Regions from separate parts of the Homo sapiens genome. Here regions 2 and 3 are each linked to region 1. Evidence: chromatin loops called from intact Hi-C (ENCODE). Cell type or tissue: endothelial cell of umbilical vein. All regions are shown on one strand.

Region 1 (2,500 bases):
AGTCAGTTAACATATTTTTTTCAACCTCTTTTCTTCTCTTACCAGTATGATTAGTTATATTAAAATACTTACTTGTGACCTTTAAATTCTTTTTTTCAGCCTTACTCCCCAAATTGTTTGGTCTCAGTTCTGTTTTAAACGAATCCACAGCCTCTCAGTTTCTGAGTTCTTTATTTTGATTCATTTTTTATTTGGCTGGATTGGTTTTCAAGACACACTTTTTATTTGCAAAAAGAACCCATGGATGCTGTGTTCCTTGAGGTTTGATTCGTTCCTAAATATCTGCCTCCTGCTTTCTTACTCAAGGAACAACTGGGCTAGAGATTGAATTCTTGGGGACCCCTTCTCTTGCTCAATCTTTATAGACACCACTCCACTATCCCTGGTGGTTCCCCAAGCAGTGACCTATGAGCGCGGGATGCTGGGGCATGTGGTTCCTCACAGAGCCCTGATTCTTCCTCTGGGGGCGCCATCTCACTCAGACTGCAGCCTGGGCATGCTCCTGTCACCTCGAGGAGGTGATGGGAGTCCAGCTTTTGTTGGGCCCCCTCTCGCCACTGCCCAGCCCCTGGGCTCAATCTGCATTTCCAGTGGGGAGGTAGCCGGTTGCAAAGCCCCTTCTCCATCTACAAGAATGGCAGCAGAGGCTGACCCTCCTTCCTTGCCCCAGACCTGCCTTCCACATCCGGGGAACTCTGATGGTTGCCGTTTCCCTTCTTCCATGAAGGAGGCTCTACCACTGTCCCTATTTTAAAGATGAGGACACTGAGACATAGAGGAATTAAGGAATATGCCCGTGTTCAGATAGCTAATAAGCTCAAGTCTAGACTTGAACCTAAGAAGACTAAGAGATGCTCTGATATCTACATGGATTATTGTGAGAGAAATGGTCTCTATCTTGACTAAGGTTTGCAAGGATGTAGGCTTACAGAAGCATACATTAAAATTTGGGTTAGGACTAAGAACAAACTTCCTTTCTTGAGAGCAACAGGGCTCAGTCTACCAAAAGAGGTTATAAGTACCCTGTGTAAATGTCCCAGACAAAAATGGCACCTATGCACATGTGACCTCATGGCACCTATCCACGTGTGACACCCTTCCAGCCAACCAAACAATGACCTCATGATGTCAAAGGCCAGGAATGTGAATTGGGAAGGCGAAAATAACAGCTTGCTTTCACTTTCCAAGCACAAGCCAGCCAGCCCAAGACGTTTCTCTCTGCCATGTGCTCCCTGCAGTTCAAGAGGGCCATCCATGCGCCAGACAGATTAAACACTAAAGGAATTCTAGACGATCACTCCTGGGAGGGTTTTTTTCCACTACTTTCTAATCCAATGAAGCCTGGGCTGGCAAAGGCAGTTGAATTGAGAGTGGCTAAATATGCAGAGTCCTTGGAGGTTAGAATACAGTCTGTCTACCAAGAGAAGGCATTTTGCCTTCAGTCTGTCTGGATTTCTAATATCTACTGCAGACTATTAATCATGAAGGCCAGACTCTTGAACCTCTTTGAGTTGTTTCACATTTAATCAGAATCCTCCCCCTTACACACACAAAAAAGCTACAAAATCCTGCCTGGTTATCTGATTTAAATGAATTTTAACATTCAAACAATGGTTTATCTGGAACATATCCCCTGCATCGAACGTATATTTAATAGCTTTGAAATAAAGTCAAACAAAACCAAAAATGCAATTACTATGCATGTCATGAAATCATCAGAATTAAAAATTAGCCAAGGTCATATTGTTCATTTCCTTTAGATTTCCTGTTAAAACACTGGTTACCCCAGATTTTCACCATCAGGAAATGGGAAAAAAATTGAATAACTCATTTTCTATAAGACAATTTCCATCAAATTGTATTGGGTGAGAATTTGGCCCAGAATTTACACTTTAATGTATGATTTTGCATTTTAAATGTCATCTGATTTTATTTGTGATTTTCACATTAAGCAGATGTCATAATTTACCTGAATTCCATGAATAGCTCTGTTCATCCACATACCCATTTTCCATGTATTTAACTGAGCTTTAACTTATTTTATTCTTTTAATGAATGTATACTGTGTTTAACTCAGACTTTTCTATTTTGGCTTTCTGAGATGTGAGGATGGAAATGCTTTTCTCTAAGAACCCTATTCTGGGATAGGGAAGCCAAATTGGAAATGTGGAGCCACACTGATATACAGCTTCCAGAATAGTCATATTTCCCCGTTCCAACCACACATAAATTCCTAAACTTGCTTCACACAGAGAATCTGGGAAGTGAACAAAGCCTATGTTTTCCCTCTTCTACTCTCCAAAGTGTGGGTTGTGTGTTGGCACCTTAGGACAGGAAGGGAATTTAGACCGCATGCTCTTGATTGCACAGTCTGGGAGGGTATGGGGTGGTAAGGAGAGCAAATGTTCAGCTAGGCCAGTAGAATGTTGCCACCAATCTGTCACTAACGCAGCTGCCAAAATTTTCACATTGCCGAGAAAGTAAGTCTTTAAAGCAAAGG
Region 2 (2,500 bases), 91 kb after region 1:
TGGGAGACGAAGGTTGCAGTGAGCCAAGATCGCACCACTGCACTCCAGCCTGGGCAACAGAGTGAGACTCAGAAAAAAAAAAAAAAAAAAAAAGAACGAACGAACGAAGGAAAGAAGAAAAGAAAGAAAAAAAGAGAGAAAGAAAAGAAAGAAAGAAAGAAAGAAAAAGGAAAAGAAAGAAGGAAGGAAAGAAACAAAGAAAGAAAGAAAAGGTTTTAATGAGTAGAGGCCAGCCTGCAGGGGGAGAAACCTCTACAAGGGCAACTGAAAAGCTTCAGCACACTGACTGACCTTCATCTCAGACTCAACTATTACCAATCTCTAAAGCAAATTCCTCTGCAGCCTGGGAGGGGGCATTGAGGGGCAGGAACCACCACCATACCTCACAGCATGATTTAAGTCATCTCCCAACAACTATAATTAAGAAAACTGAGTTAACAAAAAGGGCACCTTACTTTGTCTCCTAACTGTCAATTTTCCAGAGAGACAAGAGTCAGCAGGGAATGATGTTAAATGAAAACATACCCCTAATTTTCTCTGGCCTGCCTGGCAGTCAGGAGACCACCAGACACCAGACATTGTCTATCCCCCACACAGCCCCTCACCCAGTCATCATCCAAGCGCAGTTTATGAGCCTTCTTTATGACCCAGGCAGCCTAACGGGTTTTTTTTTCAGAACCATCTGGGCCCTTTGTGACTTAAATTCCTATTAAAGAAGTTGAAGTCTCCAAGAACAATGGTTGTGAATGAGACATTTTAAACAGTGGTCAGAGAAGTAACTTATTTCAGCCTTGCCCAATGTTAAAATATCAAGACAAAGGGCTGGTGTGGGTGTATTTTTAGAATGATGTAAAGATGTAAATGGACAACTTAGTGAAGGCTGTCCTTGCCCTTGGGCAATTATTTCTACCTCTCTGTCTAGACATCCAGTCTACACTGGAAAGGACCTACGATTTGACAAAAGAAGGTTTTGGATAAATAATGGGTCCCCCAATCCTGTTTGCAAAAGAAAAATCAACAAGCAAGAAAACAAAAGATCTGCAAAGAGCACTGAGAAGGGGACATGTAGGGACCTGTATGCAGAGGAGAGCGCTCTAGAGAAAAGTTACTAGGTCCTCTGCCCCTTGCAAAGGGGAGTGAACTTGTGGGTGTTTACACGTACCAGGTGGCTTCCCGTTGAAAGGGGGCCCCCAGAAATCCTTTAGAGCGCTGACAGTGCAAATAGCTAGCACCTATTCAGCTCAGGCAACAAGGTCTTTGGGCACCACCTAGGATGTTTTGAAGCCCCTCACGCAGCGACCAGCATTTTGCAGATCTAAGGCTGTGTTCGCCTCGCACGGCGCCCCCTTGTGGTCTGATGGGAAATGAAAGGTGGAGGACAATTGGTTTTTACAACCGATTTCATCTCTAACGTGCCTGGGAAATAGGAATGCTAGTGCAGACCTGATTCGCTGTTGTGAAAATAAGCATTCAAAATAATTCTTAAGCGCTCCACAACCACGTAGCAGTACGATTACTTCCTTGCTGCACATCTCCCTAGCCTCTTGTATATTTCAGACACAGGGCATCTTGGACCATGAGTTCATCTTTCCCATCTCACTACCTAACTAACACAAAGAGTTCAATTCATGTTTGTTGACTGGCTAACTGAACCCAAAGGAATGAATCCACCTCCAAGCTCCTCCACCCCCATCCCACATTGGAGGATCCTTTTTTTTTTTTTTTAAACGGAGTCTGCCTCAGACACTCAAGACTGGACTGCAGTGGAGCTGTGTCCGGAATTGGTGGGTTCTTGGTCTCACTGACTTCAAAAATGAAGCCGCGGATCCTCGCGGTGAGTGTTACAGTTCTTAAAGGCAGCGTGTCTGGAATTTGTTCCTTCTGATGTTCGGATGTGTTCAGAGCTTCTTCCCTCTGGTGGGGTTTGTGGTCTCACTGGCGCATGAGTGAAGCTGTGGACCTTCGCAGTGAGTGTTACAGCTCTTAAGGCTGCCCGTCTGGAGTTGCTCGTTCCTCCCAGTAGGTTCGTGGTCTTGCTGGTTTCAGGAGTGAAGCTGCAGACCTTCACAGTGAGTGTTATAGCTCATAAAGGCAGTGTGGACCCAAAGACTGAGCAGTAGCAAACTTCACTGCAAAAAGCAAAAGAACAAAGCTTCCACAGCGTGGAAAGACACCCGTACAGAAAAGTACCCGAGCGGGTTACCACTGCTGGTGCAGGCAGCCTGCTTTTATTCTCTTATCTGGCCACACCCACATCCTGCTGATTGGTCCATTTTACAGAGAGCCGAGTGGTCTGTTTTGACAGGGCGCTGATTGGTGCGTTTACAATCCCTGAGCTAGACACAAAGGTTCTCCACCTCCCCACTAGATTAGCTAGATACAGAGTGTGGACACAAAGGTTCTCCAAGTCCCCACAAGAGTAGCTAGATACAGAGTGCCGATTGGTGTATTTACAATCCCTTAGCTAGACATAAAGGTTCTCCAAGTCCCGCCCAGACTC
Region 3 (2,500 bases), 69 kb after region 1:
GGTTTCACTGTGTTAGCCAGGATGGTCTCGATCTCCTGACCTCGTGATCCGCGATCCTTGCCCTCCCAAAGCGCTGGGATTACAAGCGTGAGCCACCACGCCCAGCCTGTTTGTTTGATTGTTTGTTTGTTTTTTGAGACGGAGTTTCACTCTTTTTGCCTAGGCTGGAGTGCAGTGGCAAGATCTCAGCCCACTGCAACCTCCGCCTCTCGAATTCAAGTGATTCTCCTGCCTCAGCCTCCCGAGTAGCTGGGATTACAGGCACATGTCACCACACCCGGCTAATTTTATATTTTTAGTAAAGACGGAGTTTCACCATGTTGGCCAGGCTGGTCTCCAACTCCTGACCTTAGGTGATTCTCCCGCCTTGGCCTCCCAAAGTGCTGGGATTACAGGCATGAGCCACTGCGCCCGACATGCCCGCTTCTGTTTTTTAAACGAAAGATGAACAGTTAAGCTGGACTTAGCCTTGGTTTTCCATTAGCATTATTGCTAAGTTGGCAACCTTGGATAAAATCCACTCTTGGAAACTTTTAAGCTGAACAAAAGCTGCACTATGAGCAGGTGCTATGATAAAGCCAAGACAGCGCTCTAAGTAGAGGGGCTGATGAAATAGACTAAGGGGAGATCTTCATTTCTCTCCTGGACAATAGCGAGTAAAAAAAAAAAAACAATCATATAAGGGCATTAGGAACACATTGTGTTTTTCTTTAGCAAAGGGCATCCTGCTTTGAAAAGGAAGGTTTGCTATGCACAATACAGTGGCCATTCTATAAAGTGGTTCCGTATGCTCCATGCCAACAGACCTCAAAGCAATAGGTTCCTTTTTTAAACCCAAGACAGTGGAGAGACTTGATGGAAATTTTGAGTGCATACTAATCTCTTTTACTTCGTTGCAAGAAACAATCAGTTGTAAGCACTAGGGATTAAAAGCCAAATTGAACTCAGGCATTTTGAGAGCGCCTGGGGAGAAGGCATTGGTGCATTTGGCTGAGTTCCACCCATTTCAGCATAAGATGGACGTGGAGCATTTTTCACATAGTTCTGTAGGCAGCCTGACGCCAGAGTTTTCACTTCAGAGAAAGGATAAAAGTTGACGGTTTCTTAGGGAACAACCAACTCTTCCTCATTTGCAATGTCTGTTCTCCTCAAAGATGTCGTGGGCAACGCTTGAGATGGGCACTCAATGACTCAAAGGGTGGGGGTTAGGCAGAAACAAGACCCTGGGCATTTAGAAGCCCTTGGACGATTACATATATTTCAAAATGAGTTAAGTTCAAATAATTTTTTGCTGGTGCTTAGCACACCAATGAAGTATGTAGATATGAAAACAGGAGGCTGCTAGGTAAGATTCATTTTATTGGCACTGGTTCCAGATGCCAGCATCGTGATGAACGCTATTTGACTTCTGATATCCCTTGACGTAGGTACTGTTGGGGATGTTTTCTTTCCTGGTGGAAATGGGAAAATGATTAGAGACCAGAGGTCAGGAGACCTGAATTCTGTTCCTGGTGCCTCCCTGACTCAGTATTTTGTTTGTTTGATACGTTAGAATGAAAGCTCCCAGAGGTTTCTAAGGACAGCACAGTTTGAGCATTGGCTTTGTAAAAGTACTCTGGTGACCTGTGGAATTACAGTTATAATCATCATAATAATGTCCAATGAAGAGGCATACTGAGGAAGGCATGAGAGGAATTTTAAGTGGCTAAACTCTATTTGCATTATTCATTTTACAAATTGTTTCAGAGCCTTAAAGCAAATTTCAGTATGCGGTACTTTAGATGCAAAATGCTCCTCTAGGACTTTCATAAGTTACACACAAGTATCCCTTAAAGTATATTTCAGAAATATGCTTGCAGTGCATCAACTCTATCTGATGAACTTTGAGATGATCACAATTAAGGGTGATAGAGATATTTTAGGGATTTTTTTTCTCATTGGGATTCAAGAGGGATTTAAAAGTTTACTAACCTGGGCCAGATGCAGTGGCTCACACCTGTAATCCCTGCACTTTTGGGGGCTGAGGTGGGTGGATCACCTGAGGTCAGGAGTTTGAGACCAGCCAACATGATGAAACCCTGTCTCTACTAAAAATACAAAAAATTAGCTGGGCATGGTGGCGTGCACCTGTAATCTCAACTACTCAGGAGGCTGAGGCAGGAAAATCACTTGAACCCGGGAGGCAGAGGTTGCTGTAAGCTGAGATTGTGCCACTGTACTCCAGCCTGGGGAGCAAGAGCAAAACTCCATTTCAAAAAAAAAAAAAAAAGTTTACTAACGTGGTGTCTACTTGTCTCCTTCCTGTTATGTCTTCTTTCTTTGGTTTCTTTCTATCTTTTTATGAGGGAGAGTTGAGGGATGAGTGCTTAGTTAGGAGGCAAGGAGATTCAAGGACTCAGGCTTGGAAATTTACACCTCTGTGCCTTCTCTCCCACAGGTGATAACCCCCGTGAGGACAGGCCATGGCTACGTATACGAGTACCCATCCAGATACCAAAAG

The links. A loop is a pair of places that touch in the nucleus more often than their neighbours do. Peaks named below come from ENCODE experiments on the same cell type or tissue, not always from the same donor. Only the 100,000 strongest peaks of a DNase experiment are listed, where the experiment ranks them.
Region 2: it touches region 1 in a loop (8-fold over the local background); 7 of 110 quality-filtered maps call a loop at or near these places.
Region 3: it touches region 1 in a loop (4-fold over the local background); 6 of 110 quality-filtered maps call a loop at or near these places.

What each region holds. Positions count from the first base shown.
Region 1 is chr6:11,262,275-11,264,774 of GRCh38, reverse strand. It overlaps a transcript of NEDD9 not described here. Among named protein-coding and RNA genes, the nearest start is that of NEDD9, 31 kb to the right of the region's middle. In endothelial cell of umbilical vein, no CTCF peak of the experiment used is centred here; DNase peaks (open chromatin) are centred at 1,224 and 1,774; H3K27ac peaks cover 1,170 bases.
Region 2 is chr6:11,171,529-11,174,028 of GRCh38, reverse strand. No RefSeq gene overlaps it. Among named protein-coding and RNA genes, the nearest start is that of NEDD9, 60 kb to the left of the region's middle. RefSeq lists an enhancer at 1,179-1,473. In endothelial cell of umbilical vein, a CTCF peak has its summit at 1,374 (motif pointing left); a DNase peak (open chromatin) is centred at 1,338.
Region 3 is chr6:11,193,630-11,196,129 of GRCh38, reverse strand. It overlaps NEDD9 (neural precursor cell expressed, developmentally down-regulated 9), which reads left to right. Exons shown (of 7, transcript NM_006403.4): 3 at 2,438-2,500. Among named protein-coding and RNA genes, the nearest start is that of NEDD9, 38 kb to the left of the region's middle. RefSeq lists enhancers at 1-105, 106-972. In endothelial cell of umbilical vein, no CTCF peak of the experiment used is centred here; DNase peaks (open chromatin) are centred at 889 and 1,429; H3K27ac peaks cover 2,326 bases.